Regions from separate parts of the Homo sapiens genome. Here region 1 is linked to region 2. The links are chromatin loops, found by intact Hi-C in ENCODE. Cell type or tissue: sigmoid colon. All regions are shown on one strand. Links, peaks and the distances in the headings refer to the core of each region. The heading gives the core; the rest is flanking DNA. Region 1 overlaps LINC00205 (long intergenic non-protein coding RNA 205). Region 2 holds the start of LOC105372839 (a long non-coding RNA gene).

The links. Hi-C counts contacts between places; a loop is a spot of excess contacts. Peaks named below come from ENCODE experiments on the same cell type or tissue, not always from the same donor. Only the 100,000 strongest peaks of a DNase experiment are listed, where the experiment ranks them.
Region 1: it touches region 2 in a loop (11-fold over the local background); 21 of 110 quality-filtered maps call a loop at or near these places.

The regions. Positions count from the first base shown.
Region 1 is chr21:45,291,242-45,300,481 of GRCh38, forward strand. It overlaps LINC00205 (long intergenic non-protein coding RNA 205), which reads left to right. Exons shown (of 3, transcript NR_026943.1): 3 at 1-6,113. Among named protein-coding and RNA genes, the nearest start is that of LINC00205, 7.8 kb to the left of the region's middle. RefSeq lists enhancers at 424-932, 933-1,440, 2,965-3,471. In sigmoid colon, for the core only: a CTCF peak has its summit at 1,385 (motif pointing right); DNase peaks (open chromatin) are centred at 1,420, 2,540, 3,510, 4,970 and 5 weaker places; H3K4me3 peaks cover 1,303 bases; H3K27ac peaks cover 3,577 bases.
Region 2 is chr21:45,343,849-45,354,879 of GRCh38, forward strand. It overlaps LOC105372839 (a long non-coding RNA gene), which reads left to right and starts at 3,720. Exons shown (of 2, transcript XR_937800.3): 1 at 3,720-3,840; 2 at 9,517-9,690. RefSeq lists enhancers at 3,091-4,007, 9,486-10,360. In sigmoid colon, for the core only: no CTCF peak of the experiment used is centred there; a DNase peak (open chromatin) is centred at 6,173; H3K27ac peaks cover 953 bases.

The DNA of each region.
Region 1 (9,240 bases), core at 1-8,000, 54 kb before region 2:
ATCTTTGGGACAGACGGCAAGATGGGGATTCCACCCAGGTCTGTCTGCAGCGAGTTGATATGAGAGTTTAAGGAATTTGGACCAGGGCTGCTTTGTTTCAGGGTTTTGGGCAATGACCTAAACACCTTTATCAGTGCCTGGGAATGCTCAAGGCCCAGCTTGAGTTCAGGCCTGCAGGGAAAACCTGCAACTGGCCGGGCTGCAGAGTGGTCAGGGCACGGAAAGCCAGAAGCTGGGGACACACCTGCTGTATGATCCAGCCGTTCGTCTTTACCTGGGAGAAATGGCACCACCTGGCTGAACATAACTTCTTACACTCCCATGAGTCCTCCTGGACAGGTGCTGTGACCTCGTGCAGCCTTGGGGACCCTGACACTCCCACGGACAGGCCAAGGGGTTTGCCTGGGCCCTGTGGGCACAGAGCCCCTTGAGATGGGTTTCCCTATGCAGCCCCCCACCCCCCACCGGGGACCCATGGCACTGCAGCCCTCACCCCCCCTCTAGGGACCCACAACACTGCAGCCCTCGCCCCCCTCCGGGGTCCCACAGCACTGCAGCCCTCGCCCCCCATCGGGGACCCACAGCACTGCAGCCACGCCCAGGCCACCGCCTCCAAACACAGGGCCGCTGCTGTTTCTGTGAACAGATACTTCTTGCAGATGTCAATGGTTAATGGATGGGGAGGTGACCGCCCAAGCAGAAGCCGACCCTCTTCATGAAGGGGCCACAGGTCACCCCGAAGCAGAAATCCATAGAACAGCCAAGGCCACAGCGGAACCGAGCAGGCCACGCCTCTGCCTCTGGGCCGCTCAGGGCCAGGCCTCCCTGACCCCACTGGCTCTATTGTGAGGACTCAGGGTGGAGCTCTGCTGGGCTCAGTGGCCTTCACAGCCGGGGTCCACAGACCCGGGTCCTACGGGCAGTACTGTGCTCACCTAGAGGCCACGGTCCATGCCCTGTCTCCAGCAGGCCCAAGTCACTTGTCCATGGCGAAGGCCCGGCCTTGCTTCAGGCCCCGGGCGCGCTCCCCCTGCTCCCCCTGCCCACCGTTTCTTCCCAGGTGACAGAGGCGGGAGAGCAGGCGAGCCACGTGCCGGGCGCCGCAGCAGGGGGCACTCCAGGCTGGCGCCCCTCTGCCTCTCCGTGGGCTCTGACCTTTCTTCTCCCTGCCTGGGCAGCCTCCTTCAGGTTGGGGAGTCTTTTGTTGACCCCTGGATTAAAGTCCTAATCAGGAATGACCCGGAAGAGGTCTTATGAGGCTTTCCTCAAGAGAAGAAAATCTGTCCCTGAGTATCAGGAAGTGGCCCCTTTCCCTGCACCGCAGTCTTCTGTGACCAGCGGCTCACACAGCGAAGGAGGGGCTGGCGGCCCCCACAGGCCACTGCCCCGAGGCCGCCACGAGAGGGCAGGAGAGCCCTTCCTGGGAGCTCTGTGCCACGGGGAAACGCAGCCCCGCCAAGCACAGCATGGATGTTTCCAGCAGGGAATGAAGAGAGAGGCCCCAGCACATGAGAGAAGAGCACACTGGGCGGCCCCTGTCGGAGCCTCTCCTGTCCCCAGCGACCCCTGAGAGCAGGCCCTGGGCCTCTGCGGCCCCTCCCGGAGCCACTCTTCAACTGCTGACCTGCTCCCAGCTCTTCTGTGCCCCGCCCAGCTCCCTGCAAAACCTCACCTGAGGGGAAGGAGGCCCTGTTTGGGCTCAGACGCAGCAGGTGCAGCTTGTGGTCCTGGGGCCACACCTGTTAGAGCCCATCCTTCTACCCCTGCTGGGCCCTGAGTGTCGTCCGTCCCCACAGAACTCAGCAGGGTCAGGTCTGGGCACTCCAGGCCGCCAGCCCCCTGAGTGAGCCCTGGGCCGGAGGTAGTTGTGGGTCACAGGCACCCCAGCCAGAACACCCACAGTGGGTAGATGTGTGGGGACCGGATGTGGGTCCTCTCCTGAGAGACGTGCAGATGGGGAGAGGCTGGGCAGTTCTCAGCACAGCTGGAGCATCTACCTGTCACCACCTCGGAGCCTCCTGGCCCCGTGGGGGCGGCCCTGGGAGCAGGGTCGGCAGTGAAGAGCAGAGAAAGGCAGTTGGGGATGTTGCCACTGTCCCCCGAGACCACCCTGCCATGGAGACGAGGGAGCTGTCCCTTCGCGGAAGGGGGCTGGCCAGCAAGAAGGACAGAGAGTGGACTGGCCGAGGACCGCTGAGCTCAGGACCCAAGGAGGACTCTTCTAGGAGACGAGAGAGCGAACGCCAGGGACCCTGTGCAGGCCTGCTCCTCCGTTTGCAAGGTGAGTTACCAGGTTCACGTGTTTGGAGTTTCTGGACTCATTGCGGAGTTCCACCCCTGCACGTTGCGGTTCCCCAGTAATCAAATCCTGGCTTTTGTGCCTGGAAGTGCACAGGGAGGGGACAACTTTGTGAGTCAGTGGCAGGGCAGGGAGTTCTGGTTCTCCAGAGCCAGAGGCCGTGCTCAGAAGGATTTCTTAGCAGGAGCCTTGGGGCCCCCAGTCAACACTTCCCTACGGACAGCCTGGCCAGCTCTGTGCACGGAGCAGGCGCCCGAGGGTCCCAGGTCACCAAGTGACCAAGTCGTGAAGGCGCCCAGGGTTTCCTGGGGGTGCGCTGATCCCAAGGAAGCCACGTGTGGTCAGCATGGGGGAGGGGACCAGCGCCCCGGGGGGCCTGCAGCACAGCAGGGCCTGCCCTCCTGGGTGAGACTGGCCGGTGCCTGTGGGGATCTGGGGGGCTACAGTCAGGGCTCTGTGCTCCCGAGGGCCACGCCAGCCCACCTGCCCTGGAACAGAACCCGAGGCTTCTGCCTAGGGGAGTACCTGGGCACCTGCCTCCTGTGCTGCCCTGGACACATCCCAGCGGCTGCACATAGGGGAGGCACAGCCTGGGCTCAGGGCCAGGGTCCACTCTGTGGGGATACTAGACCCGGGGGTGACAATGCCAGCTCAGAACTTCCCCCCACACCTGGGCTCCTCCAGCCTGGCCTTTCCTGGGGAAGGGAGGGCCTGTCCTTCCTCAGCACTGTGGGAGGGAGGCAAGGCCTGCGGTTGAAGCGTCCCCAACACGGGGCTCCAGGAGAGAAAGCACCACATCTCAGGGAATGAAAACAGAGACGGGGCCGCCCAGTGCACTCGGTGGCTCGGAAATCATTAAAGAATGTTCTGAGCCCCCGATTTTGGCTGTAAAAGGGACTGGCCGGCTTGTGACCGCTCCCCTGTCTGTGCCTTGAGACGGGAGTGTTCAGCGTTGGGGGCAGCTTTCCCTCCAAGAGGAGCTTCACAAACATCCGCTCTCTGCGGGGCCGCCTCTCCGTGGCCTGGGGCCGCTGTCGGAGGAAGGCTCTCCAGCTGCCGTCATCTGGGAAACGTGGGGGGCGAGCAGGGGTCATGGATGGGGCTCACTGGGGACTGTGAGAATCTGTCCCGCAGGACTTTCTGGGATGGAAACGCTGGCAGAGGTGAAGCCTGCGTCATGTGCTTCACTGAACCCGGCTGCTTATTTATGTTCGGAGGGCTGGTTTCAAGGACTCCTCGTCTCCCTCTCCAGTGATAGCGTCAGCGGAAATGCAGACGGGGACGGGGCTGCTGGGTTTCCTCCCTGGAATGAAGCACAGCCGGAGGTTTTGCTGATTCACCAGCAGGCCCTGACCGCTGAGTTCAGGGTAACAAATCCACATGGATCCTGAGCCCGCATAGCTCCCTGGGCCTCAGCATAAACATCGTAAACCTCCGGGCCCTGGCAGTGTCTGTTTCATCCCCTCCAGAGCAAGTGCAAGTGTGAGATTTAGAGATTCTAAGAGGGGAAGGGCCAGAGGTCTTGAAAACGACCTTCATTCGTTCATTCATTCGAGAAGTTTGCGAGGGCCTCCGTGTCCTGCGTTTAGTGGGGCCTAGGACGCAGATGTGAAGGGCGCTGCTCTCAGGAGCAGACAGAGGTGGGGATGAATCAGTACACGCCCACCTCGGGCCCACAGGGGAGGATGCGCGGAGCTGTGGGTGTGGGGAGGAGACCCCTCTGCGTCATGCTGACGGTGTCGGCAGAGTCGCCAGCTTCTGCAGGAGCGGTACCTGTGGGTTCTTCTGTGACTTGTTTAACCGCATCTTTTGCCCAGTAGTTAGTCTTTTCCTGTTGGGACACCATGTTGGTAGTTTGGAAATGGTTTCTTCCATCCATTGCCTGCCTTTTAGCTTTGTCGATGGTGTTCTGTTGTAAATTTTGGTGCACGTTTAATGTGAACAATGGTTATGAGACGAGTGCCATGAGTTCCTGTGTGCCTGTCACCCAGCCCGGCCACAAGAGGTGCTGGGGGCAGTGTCCACACCCCCCTTTCTTAGGACGCCTGAGTCTCAGATGTGACTTATAGGGTATTTCTTATGGCAAGACGGTTAAAACAAACTTCAGCGTCTCGTCTGTCCTTCTATGGCTGTGGCTTCTGATGTTCTAATGGCGTTCTCGTCAGCCGGGGCTGAGAACAAAATAACATAGACTGTGGGGCTTAAACAGCAGAAACTTACTTCCCACGGTTCTGGAGGTTGGGAGTCTTGGATCACCGTGTAGCATGGTCAGGTTCCTGGTGAGGGTGGGATTCCTGGCTAACGTAACGAAGGCTCCCTCTCCTGATACCGTGTCACTGGGGGTGAGGCTTCAACACAGGAATTTTGGGGGGACACATCAGCATTCACTCCATCACAGGTGGTTAGCCCTTTAATCCGCGGGAATTTTGTTTGGGGTTGTGTGAGATACGGGTCTAACGTTTTCTTTTTCAAATACGTAGCCAGTTGTCACATCATTTATTGAAAAAGGAATCTTTTCTCCACCGACTGACATGAAATGCTACCATCATCGTAAATAAAATTCCCGTAAATACTTGCTGTCTCTGCTGTCTCAGTCCTGACTCACGGGCTGAGTTCTCTTTCTGCACAGTAGCACTGGCATTAACTGTGACAGCTTTACAGCAGGCTCCCTCCCCGAGGCCGTTCAGAAGCATTCCTCAGCGGGTCCTACACGTTTCCTCTCCCATGTCAAGTTTAGAAGCAGTGTCAAGACCCACAGCAGTCCTGCGGGAGTTTTAAGGGATGCACGGAGTTTATGGGGACAGTTTGGAAAATTGACATTCATGTGACTTAGAGTCCTACTACTTGAAAATGGATTCCAGCTCTCAACGAATTTAGAGCTTTGGCAAAATTTTTAAGATTTCTTTGATGTCCGATGTGCTCATTTCTTGGTTTGTTCTTGAGTATTTTGTGGATTTTTATGAAATCCACAAAGTTTTTGTTATAATGAATGGGACACTTTCCCATAAAATGTTGTAATTCTGTATTGCTGTTTTAGTAAACACTGTTGATTGATGTATATTGATGTTACACTTGGTCACTTGTAATAGTTTGTCCGTTCATTATTTTGAACTTTTTAGGTAAACAGTCATATAATTATGCAAATAATTATAGTTGTGTCTCTGCCTTTCTAATATTTATACTTTGTGTATATTATCATGTTGGCCAGGACTCAAGCGTCTTTCTCTTGTTTCTGACTAATGCGAATGATTCTAATGCAGGGGTTTCCAAACTGGTGGCCGGGGGGCCAAATCCAGCCAATGGTCTCTTCTTGTAAATAAAGTTTTATTGGAACACAGTTACACACATTTTTCTACATATTGTCTGATGGCTACTGTCACGCCACAGCAATGCTGTTAAATAGTCCAGACAGAGGCGGTATTGCCCGAAAAACCTAGAATATTCACCATCTGAGCTTTTACGGGAAAATTTGCTAATATCTGTTCTCATGCATTAAATACAATGTTTGTTACAGGTTAAGGAAGTTTCTGACTATTTTTAGCTTTCTGAATATCTTGTGGTTGTGTGTGCTTTAAAATTAGGACTAAATATTAAATTTACCAGTTGCTTGTTAGGGGCCTATCTTTTGAGATGCCCAAAGTTTCCCTTTTTTAGTCTCTTCATGTAGTGAGTTGTACTAACAGATTCTCTAATGTTGAACCGTCTTTGCTTTCCGGAGATAGACTTTACTTGCTCCTGGTGGATTGGATTCTGTTTGTTAATACTTTTATTTTTGGGTAATTACATCCCTATTATAAATAATATGTCAGCATCATTGTGTGTAGATGTGTGTGTGTTATTCTTGCCATTAGTTTCTCAGGTTTTTGGTTAACTATTGATATGGTTTGGATCTGTGTCCCCACCCAAATCCGATGTTGAATTGTAATCCCCAGTGTTGGAGGTGTGGCCTGGTGGGAGGTGGTTGGATCATGGGAGTGAATTTCTCATGAATGGTTTAGTACCTTCCTCTTGGTACTGTTCTCGCAATAGTGAGTTCTCGCGAGATCTGGTCGTTTAAATGTGTGTGGCACCTCCCTGACCCTCCTGCTTTTGCTCTGGCCATGTAAGACGCACCAGCTCCCCTTTCACCTTCTGCCACGATTGAAGGTTTCCTGAGGCCGCCCCGAAGGTTCCCATACAGCCTGCAGAACCATGAGCCAATTTAACCTCTTTTCCTTATAAATTACCCAGTCTCAGGTATTTCTCTATAGCAATGTGAGAATAGACTCATACAACTATATATTACAGAATGAATTGTGATACTTTTGTCTTTGTCTGTGCCTGGAAATGATAGTAATTCTTAGTAAAAATTCACCTGTATCAAGTTCTTCCTATTGCAACAAACACAATTCTATATATTTTACATGAGTTAAGTCCTTAACCTGGAAGTCATCCCTGTGAACTAGGTATTGCTTTCGTGTCCATCTGACAGATGAAGAGGCTGAGAGTTTAAGTAGTCTGCCTAAGGTCACCAGCCATGGGGGCGAAGATGGAATTTGAACTGAGCCGTTGGCCTTCAGAGGACAGGTTCCTAAACGGTCATTCTGTCTCTCTGTTGCAGAGATCAGTCCTGCATATTCCTGTAAAAAACTGCCTGAGCTTGGTGCTTTTTTAAAGGATATCATTTGACTACTTTTTTTTTTTTCTGTTTCCTGCCCATGTCCCATAGGGCTAATCAGATTTTCTATTTCTACTTGAGTCAATGTTATACTTTATATTTTCATTTTTGTTGTTTTTAAATGTTACACTATTTTTTGAGATAGAGTCTCGCTCTGTTGCCCAGGCTGGAGTGATCTCTGCTTATTGCAACCTCTGCCTCTCAGGCTCAAGCAATTCTCCTGCCTCAGCCTTCTGAGTAGCTGGGATTACAGGTGTGTGCCACCACACCCGGCTAATTTTTGTATTTTTAGTAGAGATGGGGTTTTACCATGTTGGCCAGGCTGGTCTTGAACTCCTGACCTCAAGTGATCCACCTGCCTCGGCCTCCCGAAGTGCAGAGATTACAGGCATGAGCTACTGTGCCCAGCCATACTTTATATTTTCTAAGAAAATCATCTGTTTAACCTGGCTTTTAAAATGTGTCAGTATAAGCCAGAACATGGTGGTTTTATAATTGAAAAAACCTAGTGTCTGCCTGTGTCTTCCCCGAGGTCTTCTGGGTGGAGACTGGGAAGCAGGGGCCAGTCCACAAACACACCTCATGTTACCGTTCCCTGTAGGAACCCTCAGCTCTGTGGCCATCTCAGATTAACATCCACTCCTCCTGCAGAATTTGAAAGGAGAGTTGCTATCACCAAATCCCTTCAGGTCTCAACATTTACCCAGGTTACCTTGATTCCAGAGATGGCTCTTAACTTGATTTCTATAAACCAGTAGAGAATGTGTCTGATGGCACAGAGGAAAACACTGTCAACACGAAGTTCCTGAACAGTTTAAAGAGATGACACAGATGTTTTTTAAAGTAACCCATCTAAATCACTGGAAATGCCCCTTTCTCCCTATTTTGTCAATGGATGGAAATGTGTTGAGAAAGGTGCTTATTGTAAGAGAAACAGAACAGAATTAAAGCTACTAATACCAATTCAAAATTGGGGAATGGCTGGGCGTGGTGGCTTATGCCTGTAAGCCAAGCACTTTGGGAGGCGAAGGCGGGAGGATTGCTTGAGCCCAGGAGTTCGAGACCAGCCTGGGCAGGATGGCAAGACCCCGTCTTTACAAAAAAAATTTTTTTTAATTAGCCAGGGGTGGTGGCAGACAACTGTAGTCCCAGCTACTCAGGAGGCTGAAGTGGGAGGATGGCTTGAGCCGAGGAGGTGAGGGCTGCACTTTTAATTTTTTTTTGTTTGCTTGCTTGTTTGAGATAGTGTCCAGCCTGGATGACAGAGCAAGACCCTATCTCAAAAAAAAAACCCACAAAAAACAAAACTGGAGGAAAATCCAGAAAAGTAGGGGACATCAACAATCAACACACTGTAAAACTGTCATCTCAAACACGGTAATGTGTGCGTGCCCCTCGCTGGGGCTGAGTGTGTGTGACACTGCGCAGGCTTACAGGCCCCTGCACGTTTCGGCGTCTGTCCTCTGCGGATGATAACGTGCTCCTGCCGGAGCCGCTGGGGCGGTGTCTGCACTGGGAGGAAGCCCGTTGGGCTGTCATCATACCCTGCTCTGTGGGAACCTTCCAGACGAGACGGTCACTTCGGGGCAGACATTTCCTAAAGGGGCTTAGAATCAAAATCCAGGAATAAGGACATGGAATGCTGAGTGGTTTCACAACCAAAATAGAGTTTATGTCAATATTGAATATTAAACGACAACAATTAAAGCCAGCCGGGACTGAACAGCTGCCAGTGCGCAGCCTGGGTGGGGGCTCAGGACAAGGGGCTCTTATGGAGCCCCTCGAGACCCCCAGGAGGTGGACACTGCCCCCAGCTCTTGGTGGAGCCCTTGGGCTGCAACAGCAGGAACTGAACCCCAGGGGCTTTGGGGTTAAGAGAAGAATGTCTGGACGTTAGCGGCAAAAGCAGGCGGGTGGGGCAGTGAGCACAAGCGGGGGTGCCCCTGATACTGGCTACCCCTCCACATCTATCTCTGTCCGGGTCTGCCTCTGTCCTCGGCACACGGCACGCGCTGCTCCGGGGGCGGCCGCGCCACAGGTGAGCGGAACACGGTTCGAGGAAGGTGGGCCGGGCACAGGGCGGCCCGTGGTTGCAGGTACCAGAGCTTGCTGGAGCTGGCTGGGCTTTGAGGATCAATCACCTGGTTCTGCAGATGTAGAAGTATGTAAAGTAATCAGCACTTTCACCAGGGCAGGACTCGGATCCAGGCCAGCAGCTGCCCAGCCCAAGGCTCCTTGCACCACCGTGTGAGCCACATACTTTCCGGATAGGAGAAGGTCCAGA
Region 2 (11,031 bases), core at 1,611-9,610:
CATGGTGGGACGCACCTTTAGTCACAGCTACTCGGGAGGCTGAGGCAGGAGAATCGCTTGAACCCGGGAGGTGGAGGTTGCGGTGAGCCGAGATCATGCCACTGCACACCAGCCTGGGTGACAGCGTGAGACTCACTCTCAAAAATAAATAAATAAATAAATAAATAATGAATAAAATAAAGGTCCGGATGAGTTTGGAATGTGGAAGGAACCACACCGGGAGTGGCGCTGGGTGTGTCCGTGTGAATGTGAGAGGATGTGTGCGTTCCATGCGGTGCTGCAGAGGGTGGAAAGGCAGCATGGTATAGCAGCCAGTGGCCGGGACCCATCCGTGAACCCAGTCTTGGCTCAGCACTCCACGGTGGGGTTTTCTGCCCCTGCCACAACTCGGAGGACAGAGGGAGTTGGATGAAGTGCCAGGACTGTGATGAGGAGGGCTGGCTGGGAGGCAGGACTCTGACCTGTGTTCGCGGAAACATCCATCTGCTCCACAGTCAGACAGAGCCTGTGGCAGAGGCCATGGAGGATTTTCTGGTGGCCACAGACTGTCCTGTGGAATTCCAGCTCGTCGTTGGTCAATGGGATGAAGTTTGGCTTTAGAGGTGGATGAGACAAGTTGGGCTCTACCCAGAGCAAACTAAAGCTGCTCCTGGTCAACAAACACCAGCTCAGCTGGCCCAACCGATGCCTCGGCCCTGGACACACAGCTGGGGGGAGGCCGGGTGAGGAGACTCTGTCCGTGGGATTCCACCTGCCCCGTGGGAGTGAGAGCACAGGCATCGCTCACGGCGCTGCAGGCCATGTCCACCACAGTGCAGCGCAGCCCTCTAGGCCGCGCCCACATTGCCCAGGCTCCGCTCGGCCTCATCCTCGATTTCAGGCCTCTGTGACTTACCCTTGGGGCCCAGCATAGCACAGACACTATGTCTGTTTAAATAGGAGAGCATAGAAAAGCCGAGTCCCTGCAAGGGACAACCGGCTTGAGATGACAGTCAGGGTCTCAGGCGAGACGGCCTCCAGCCGCCTTCAGAGCAGGTGCCTATCAGCGGGGCCACGTGGTGGTTTCACAGTGCCTTGGTCCCCAGTGCCGAACCTGCCCCCTTGCCCGAAAGCCGGGCTAAGCCAAGCAGCTGTGGTTGACGGTTTTGCCTCAGGAATTGTGTGTGTAATTTAGCGACAAAACAAAGCAGGCACAAGGAAGACTCAAACAGGGAGGTCCCTGAAGATGGGAGACAAATGACCAATGGACAGAATTTCATGTCCTATTGGTGGCCTAACAGCTTGGAGAAGCATTCCAACTGGATTTTCAACACAAGGAATTGGTTAGACGTCCCTGGCGGGGTGTGTCTCTTCCAGCTGGATTTTCAACACAGGGAATTGGTAACACGTCCCTGGCGGGGTGTGTCGCTTCCAGCTGGATTTTCAACACAGGGAATTGGTTAGACGTCCCTGGCGGGGTGTGTCGCTTCCAGCTGGATTTTCAACACAGGGAATTGGTAACACGTCCCTGGCGGGGTGTGTCGCTTCCAGCTGGATTTTCAACACAAGGAATTGGTTAGACGTCCCTGGCGGGGTGTGTCGCTTCCCACTGGATTTTCAACGCAGGGAATTGGTAACACGTCCCTGGCGGGGTGTGTCGCTTCCAGCTGGATTTTCAACACAGGGAATTGGTTAGACGTCCCTGGCGGGGTGTGTCGCTTCCAGCTGGATTTTCAACACAGGGAATTGGTAACACGTCCCTGGCGGGGTGTGTCGCTTCCAGCTGGATTTTCAACACAAGGAATTGGTTAGACGTCCCTGGCGGGGTGTGTCACTTCCCACTGGATTTTCAACGCAGGGAATTGGTTACACGTCCCTGGCGGGGTGTGTCGCTTCCAGCTGGATTTTCAACACAGGGAATTGGTTAGACGTCCCTGGCGGGGTGTGTCGCTTCCCACTGGATTTTCAACACAGGGAATTGGTTAGACGTCCCTGGCGGGGTGTGTCGCTTCCCACTGGATTTTCAACGCAGGGAATTGGTTACACGTCCCTGGCGGGGTGTGTCGCTTCCAGCTGGATTTTCAACGCAGGGAATTGGTTACACGTCCCTGGCGGGGTGTGTCGCTTCCAGCTGGATTTTCAACACAGGGAATTGGTTAGACGTCCCTGGCGGGGTGTGTCGCTTCCAGCTGGATTTTCAACGCAGGGAATTGGTTAGACGTCCCTGGCGGGGTGTGTCGCTTCCAGCTGGATTTTCAACACAGGGAATTGGTTAGACGTCCCTGGCGGGGTGTGTCGCTTCCCACTGGATTTTCAACGCAGGGAATTGGTTAGACGTCCCTGGCGGGGTGTGTAGCAGGATAAGAGGAGCCACGCAGAAATATCGGGCTGCAGTCTCTAATTGGGTTGCTGATAATAATATTTGTATTCTTTTTTTTTTTTTTTTTGGCTGTTGTTGTTGTTTTTTGTTTTTGTTTTTGAGACAGAGCCTCGCTCTGTCGTCCAGGCTGGAGTGCAGCAGTGCAGTCTCAGCTCGCTGCCGTCTCCGCCTCCCAGGTTCAAGCCATTCTCGTGCCTCAGCCTCCCCAAAAGCTGGGATTACGGGCACCCGCCACCACGCCTGGCTAATTTGTGTATTTTTAGTGGAGACAGGGTTTCACCATGTTGGCCAGGCAAGTCTCAAACTCCTGACGTCATGTGATCCACCCGCCTCAGCCTCCCAAAGTGCTGGCATTACAGGCGTGAGCCACCGCGCCAGGTCTGTTGGCTTGTTTTTGAGACAGGGTCTCACTCTGTCGTCCAGACTGCAGTGCAGTGGTGTAATCACAGCTCACTGCAACCTGTAACTCCCGGGTTCAAGAGAGTCTCCTGCCTCAGTCTTCCAAATAACTGGAACTACAGGTGTGCACCACCATGCCCAGCTAATTTTTGATTTTTTGTAGAGATGGGGTCTCACTATGTTGCCCAGGCTGGTCTCCAACTCCTGGGCTCAAGTGATCCTCCTACCTCAGCCCCCTAAAGTGTTGAGGTTACAGGTGTGAGCCACTGCACTTGGCCATAATATTGGTATTCTTATTTTAAACTAGAATATATACAGTTTCAAATAAAGCAAATGAAGACAAAACATGTTAATACCATCAGGGGCCAAGATTTTCGGGGTTAGAGAAAAAAGCATACAAGTATAAAGTCAAAGAAGTTGAAGAAACTCTCCAGTTTGAATAGGAGGCACCTGTGTAAGCTCTTGAACTCATGCCATATGTTTGTTTCATAAAAATACATTTTTTCCGCTGTGTCATCTGGAATTGCCCAGAAGCAAAGACGACTCAGGAGCCACAGTCCCCGGCACCCAGGCTGGCTCTGAGCCCCTCTCCCCACTCACCTGAACCAGGACTCTGGGAAGTGACTGAGCGCGGGCTGGGCAGCGGCACAGGGAGCTGCTGGAAGCCCAGGAGGCATCAGCAAGTGCAGTGTCACCCGCCACGCCGGCGTCCCCCTGTCGAGAGGGCAGCCCCCAGCTTGAAGGGCTCCCAGCGCCAGCCGGGGCACGACAGGCATCGAACAGACTAATGGTATAGTGATGGTAGAAAACATCAAATGTTTGAAACTCTGTGAATTTATCAAACCGCTTTCAAAACCTCCTGTCCCTCTCGGATGCTGTTAGGGCGCCAAGCCGTGATGCTGCGAACTGGCAAATAGGGGGAGGTAGAAAGCACGTGTCCCGGCTTTCCTGCGGGAACTTTCTCACCCAGCCGAGCAGCTCACGGGAGAAAGCTCTTTCCAGAGGATCTCCAGCGAGTAAACGCAGAAGGAGTGATGGGATCCGAAGATCACCGTTTTGCAAACCTTCAGGAAACGCCAGAGGTGAGCCACTGCCACGAGAGGGTCTGAGCCGTCAGGGCGGGAGTAGGGTAACACAGGGAAACCGAGTCCCTACAAGGAGAGAGCCGGCTTGAGACCACAGTTAGGGCCTGAGCCGAGGCAGCCTCCTGCTGTATTGAGCTCTAAGGCGGTCCAAAAACTCCCTCTGCGGGGCCACCCTCTGCAGCAGCACAGGCTGGAGGGGGTGCCAGCATCCTGCCCTCCAGGGATCCCAGGACCAGGGGCAGGAGTACCCAGTCCTCCTCTGGGGACCTGTGTGACCAGGCTGACCATCCCCAGAAGAGAGGCACCAGGACGCCCTGTGCCCCCACAAGATGCCAAGGGCAGAGGCCAGCACTGCCTGGCAACCCCAAGGCTGGAGGAAATGCAGGGAGGAGCTCATCAAATCCGGCCAGGCAGCAGCAGCAGCAGCCCGAGAGTGGGCATCCCATGGGACGAACGGCCCGGGATCCACACGCAGATGCCCAGAAAGCGAGAGGACAGAGGGCGCGGGGCGGGAAGACGCGCCTCGGCCGGGGCAGCAAGGAAAAGACGTTACAACAGCCGTTTTCAGTCAGGGAAATGTGAACAGGCTGAATATTTAGGGATCCATTGTGATGATTATATTGTGACTGTGTTTTCTAAAAAGGAGAGATTTTATCTGCTGGGGGCACATACCACAGTATTTATGGACACAGTGATAGGACGTCTTCATTTCATTTCAAATACCCCATGGGAGGATTTATGAGGCTAGAGGGAGGCTGGCTATCACTGAAGCTTGGTGATGCATTAATGGATTCATCTTCCTAATAAAAAGTTATAAAATTATGTAAGAGTGGATAAAAGAAGGACATTAAACAAAGGAAGTAAAAGGAAATCTCCTTACTGGCGGAGTCCCTGGGTGGTCTGTCTGATTCCAGCTGATACATCATCGTTACTGAAGGTCATAGGTCAGGCTGCTGGGAGTCTCAGGCTCCAAGGGCTGAGGGCGGGGGCTCCAAGGCGGTCTGCAGACCCCCTCTGTGGGGTGACCCTCTGCAGCAGCACAGGCTAGAGGGGTCCTAGCATCCTGTCCGCCAGGATCCCAGTACCTGGAGTGGGAGGGCCCAGCCCTCCTCTGGGTTCTCCTGGGGGCCGAGGAGTTGGGCCCAGGGCATTGTCGGGACACCAGGCCCTCCCATCGTCGGCTTCCTATGAACGCTTAGGCCAGGCCAGGGCAGAACAGTGGGTGAGGGCCTGTGTCTGGGGCCTGTGTCTGGGGCCAGGCTGCCTGACTCCCAACCTCTTCTCTCCCCTTCCTGCTGTACAACCCTGGGCAAGTTAGTGACTTTGCTGGATCTCAAAGTCCTCATCTGTAAGACGAGCATCATGCTGTGGGTGTGAGGAACCAATGGGAGCACGGCCGGCTGGCGGCACCTGCCCGGTGCATGGATCCAGGGTGGCTGGAACCCAATTCCACATTAACCTGGGGTCTGGCAGCCAGAACCACCAGTCTCTGGGAGACGACTGCCCGGGTCCCCAGCAGGCCAGAGTCAGGCCCTGTCTGGGTCCCCACAGCCCCCATGCCCGCGCTGTAAACCAGCCTCAGGGGCTGGGGAGGAGGAGTATTCCCAGCCATTTCCCAGGCAGAAGCCTTGGTGCTTCTGCTCTAATTAGGGCTGGGGGAGGGGACCTGGGGTCATCATCTCCAAGGTCAGTGGTCACCACATTCCAGGAATCACCACCAGCATTGGCCTCAAACTCCTCAGCACCAATTGACATAAAATCCATGGGAATTCAGCTGAAGCTTCACGCCTACAATCCCAGCACTGTGGGAGGCCAAGGTGGGAGGATCGCTTGAGCCCCTGAGTTTGAGACCAGCCCAAGCAACACAGTGATACCCCATCTCTACAAAAAGTACAAAAAACAATTAGCTGAGGGTGGTGGCACGTGCCTGTAGTCCCAGCTACTCAGGAGGCTGAGGCAAGAGGATTGTTTAAGGCCAGGAGTTCAAGGCTGCAGTGAGATATGATCGTGCCACCACACTGCAGCCTGGATGACAGAGCAAGACTCTGTCTCTAAAAACAAAACAAATGAACAAAAAATCCATGGAAATTCCCTCAGAGCCAGAAAATTGCTTCCAGCCTTTGGGAACGGAGTGTGGTTTGAGCTGCACCGACTGGGCACGGTGGGCCCCACTCTGGGAAGAGAGGTTTCTTTCTGCAGCTTGATCACCCCAGTGGACTAATGAGGCGAGCTGTTCCCAGGAAGTGTGCTTTACGTAACTGCTGGTAATGAGACTGGTGGGGCCGTGCGTGTGTGTGCGTGTGCGTGCTCGTGACTCTGGAAGCCTTCAAGCTGCCAGCATTCATCCGTCTTCTCTAATGAGCCTCATGGGAACATTATCGCCCTGGAGGAAGGAGAAAGCGGGGCTGGGCTCTCTCGCCGGCAGCTCTGCTCCAGAACTGGAAGAACTTACTGCTGTCAGGGACACTCCAGAGCTCCTGCCTCTGCTCATTCCTACATCACTCAAGTGAACAGCTCCTGAATTTAAAGAGGCACATGTACACATGCACAAGCATTCACACATGCACAAGCATTCACACATGCACATGGGCCACACACATATATGCGCACATGCATTCACGTGTGTACACACCACATGCATGTCCATAGGCACACATCCTCACATGCTATATATTGCACATGTACATGCATTCACACAGGCACACACCACATGTATGTGCACAGAGAGCTGCATCACACAGCACATGTGTATATAGACTCATGTACCACACACATTACATGCATGTGCACACAAACGTATCACACAACACACATGCATATAAATTTGCACCACACACCACACCACACATATGCATACAGACATGCGCCCCATGCCACACATGTACGTGCACACAAACATGTATCACACAGCACATGTGCATATAGTCAGCACCACACACATCACACACATGTGTATACATATCACACATAGACTTACACATGTGCAATGCATTCCCACACACACCATGTACATTCATATACCCACATGCATCACACACACTGCCACATATACACGTGTGTTGCATATGTGTGCACATGTACCACATATACCGCATACGTGTGCATGGGTGCATGCCACACACACACACACACACACCATGTACCTGTGTGTAGGTGCATGCACTCACATATACCATAGCTATGTACACACACAATTCGTATGTACACATATCTGCACATAGACCTGCATTTACATATATACCTGCCATAGAAGCCAGATGTGAGAATGAAAACCTCAGAACCCAGAAGCCGTTGTGAGAGGAGTGTGGTGATCAGGAGATGGACTGGGGCTGGGAGAAAGCCCCTCCCACGGGCTGCAGTGCTCGGGACTTACAGAAGACCCCAGGGTAAGGGACAAGCTGAGCAGCTGATGCTGGAGGCAAAGCTGAGGTGGGCAGCACGGCCCCCCAGGGCCGCCTCGGTCCCAGCGCCGACCGCGAGTCTGTCCTCCAGCTGCCTCGTTCACTGGGCTTGAGTCGACAAGAACCTGCCAGGGAGGGTGGCAGGACCACGAGGCTGGGGGGCCTCAGAGTTTGCCCTGCAATGACAAGACCCAGAATGGGGGAAGGGCCTCCGCACACCTGGGGCTCCGCGGGGACCAGGACGTGGTGGCGGCCGGATCCCAGGATGGGGGGGAAGGGCCTCCGCCTACCTGGGGCTCAGCGGGGACCAGGACATGGTGGCGGCCGGATGGACCCCAAAAACAGAGCAAGACTGACGGAGAGCGTGGATCAGGGAGGTTCTGCACCAGCTCTTCGCACAATGAGGAAAGATCTTGCTGCTACAAAATAGAAGGAACTCAGCAAACAACCTCTCTGAGTGGTGGGTAAAGATGCCCGCGCCCTGGCACATGTGGTACTAGAACCTCATGCTGTACAGGCGTTCCGCTCCGCTGAGGGCCTCCTGGACACCTTGAGTTTGAGGCCAGCAGAGGCCTGGCCTTGCTGCCTACCCACCTGCCTGGCCACTTGTCCACCGACAGCGTGGCCTGGGCCCTGGCAGTGGAACAGGGAGGCATCCCTAGTTTCCCCTCTGGCTCCGGGGTCTGAGTGGGGAGCCCCTGGTGTGGGGATGTGTTCATCCTCAGCTCTGCACCAGCCCCCACAGGCCCCAGGGTTAACCTGGGCCCACAGTTTCTAGGAAAGAGGGGCACGGGCTGAGGATGCAGGGCCCACCCTTCCTGTGGGGGCCAGAGGGCTCCTCTGCCTCTCCCAGGACCACTTCCTTCCTCCCACATGGATGACCCGGGGGTCCAACCCTGGAAAATCTGAGCAGCTTGGCTGTGGTTCAACCTCCTCTTTCCACTAGCCTGCACCTGGGACCCACTTCCTGCCGGCTGCCACTGCTGGCAGGTCCAGGGCAGCCCTGGCCATTGGTCAGCCCTGCAGCCAGCAGCCCACACAGAAACCACGCTGCCTCCAGCTTGGACCTCAGCATGCAGGGAGCTGTGGGGGCCTAGGCATCTGGGGAGGATCTGCCAGACTTGAGAAGCCATGAGGGCCAGGCACAGTGGCTCAAGCCTGTAATCCCAGCACTTTGGGAGGCCAAGGCAAGTGGATCACCTGAGGTCAGGAGTTCAAGACCAGCCTGGCCAACATGGTGAAACCCCATCTCTATTAAAAATACAAAAATCAGCCGGGCATGGTGGCAGGTGCCTGGAATCCCAGCTACTCGGGAGGTTGAGGAAGGAGAATCACTTGAACCTGGGAGGCGGAGGTTGCGGTGAGCCAAGATCGTGCCATTGCACTCCAGCCTGGGCAAAAAGAGCAAAACTCCATCTCAAAAAAAAAGAAAGAAAAGAAAAAAGAAAAAGAAAGAGAAGCCAGAAATCCACACCATACAAGGGATCTCAAGGGAACAGAAGTCCAGCTCCTCGGCCTGGCCCCCAGAGACTGGACAGTTGCCTGGACCCGGTGCCCAGGCCACGCTGTCCTGCTCCCTGTCCCTCCCAAAGACCCAGGCACCGAGTCCCGAGGGCTCCTGCGGCGGCTCTGTGCTCACCCCGCCAGCCCCTCCTCGGCCTCCTCCGGCTCTGGCTTCAAGGCTTTATCCCTGGTGCTCACAATCAGCCCCCCGCCCAGCAGTTACCTCCATCCAGGCACACACGGCCCTCGTTCCCCTCTCTGCCCGTGGGGCGCCTCCACAGATGGCTGGAGGACCCATGCAGACCCTCGGCTTGGTAGCCTGCTGCCCATTCCTGTGCCCACAGCCGGGGCTCCTGTGCCCACAGCCGGGGCTCCTGTGCCCACAGCCGGGGCGGCCTGACCTCGCAGCACAGGGTGTCAGCCGGGAGGATGCGGGGGAGGCGGCTGCCCAGCCTCCTGTGATCCCGGCAGGTCCTGGCCCTGCACTGGGCCCGGTTTCACCACCTGTCAGCCTCAGGGTAGGATTTTATGCAGAGTCACGCAGTTTACACACAAACACACACACGCTGGTATACACACGTATGTGCACACACATGCACAGGCAAGCATATACATATACATGCCGTTATAGATTGAACTGTGTCTCTCCCAAATTCACATGTTGGAGTCCTAACCCCCAGGATCTGTGAATAAACTTATCTGGAGATAGCATCTGCAGTTAATCAAGTACAAATGAGGTAATTAGGGTGTGTTTGTGTGTCTTTTAAAGGGGGAGGTCTGGACACCGTGTGGAGACAGCTGTGGGATGCATCTGCACACTGAGGAGCCATGATGGCTGTGGGACGCCCAGAAGCTGGGGGAGGCCTGGAGCAGCCTCTCCCTTACAGCCTCAGGGGGAATCAGCCTGCTGTGAGATAATAAATGTCTGTTGTTTAAGCCCCCAGTGTGTGGTGGCTTATTGTGACAGACCTAGCAAACTGTGCACACAGACACAGGCACACAGGCAAAGGCACAGGCACACAGACACATACACACAGACACAGGCACACAGACACAGGTACACAGGCACAGGCACATAGGCACATACACAGAGGCCCAGACACACAGACACAGGCACACAGACACACAGGCACACAGGCATAGGCACACAGGCACACAGGCACATACACAGAGGCCCAGACACACAGACACAGGCACACAGACACACAGGCACACAGGCATAGGCACACAGGCACACAGGCACATACACACAGGTACATATACACAGGCACAGGCACACAGGCCCAAACACACAGACACAGGCACACAGGCACATACACACAGACACAGGCACACAGACACACAGGCACACAGACATAGGCACACAGGCACACAGACATAGGCACACAGACACAGGCACACAGGCAAAGGCACAGGCACATAGGCACCTACACAGAGGTACAGGCGCACAGACACAGGCACACAGGCACGTACACAGGTACAGGCACACAGGTGCACACAACTCACCCGTAGTCAGTAGCATCAACTTTAAAGTCCAGCATAGCAGGGCTCAGGACCTGGCTGGACCATATTCCATCTGTTCGACCTTGAAAAGGTAATTTAATGATTCTGAGCTTCAGTTTTCTCACCTGAAAACTAGGAATCATAATAGTCTCTTCTTCATAGGGTTGTTGCAAGAAGCCGGGACATTTTGCCCTGGGTTTGGCATGAGGGGCTGCAGTGTCTCCTGTACATGCTTTAAATATTTTTTAAAGTCTCAACTATTTGTACACTAAACAACACACGTCTAAATAATGTGTGGGTCAAGAAGAAATCGCATGCCAGGCAAGGTGGCTCTCGCCCATCGCCCCAGCTACTCGGGAGGCTGAGGTGGGAGGATTGCTTAAACCCAGGAGTCCATCAGCCTGGGCAATGTAGCAAGACTTAGCCACAAAAAAAAACTTTTAAAGAAGAAATCTTGAAGAAAATATTTTGAATTGAATCATCATGAAAATGCAGAATGTAAGAATTTGTGGAAATGCAGGCAAAGGGTGCTTAGAGGGAAATTTATAGCTTTAAATACTTAAGATTAGAAACAAAGAAAGGCTTAACATCAATAATATAAGTTTCCAATATAAGTAGCATAAAAGAGATAAGCAAATTAAACCCAAAAAGTAGAAAATAAATAATGAAAGTAGTAGCAGAAATTATTGAAATACAAAACAGATAAAAAGATCAACAAACCCAAAATTGATTTTTTTAGTTGTTAAAATTGTTATCTGTCAAGCAAGATCGATTTAAAAAA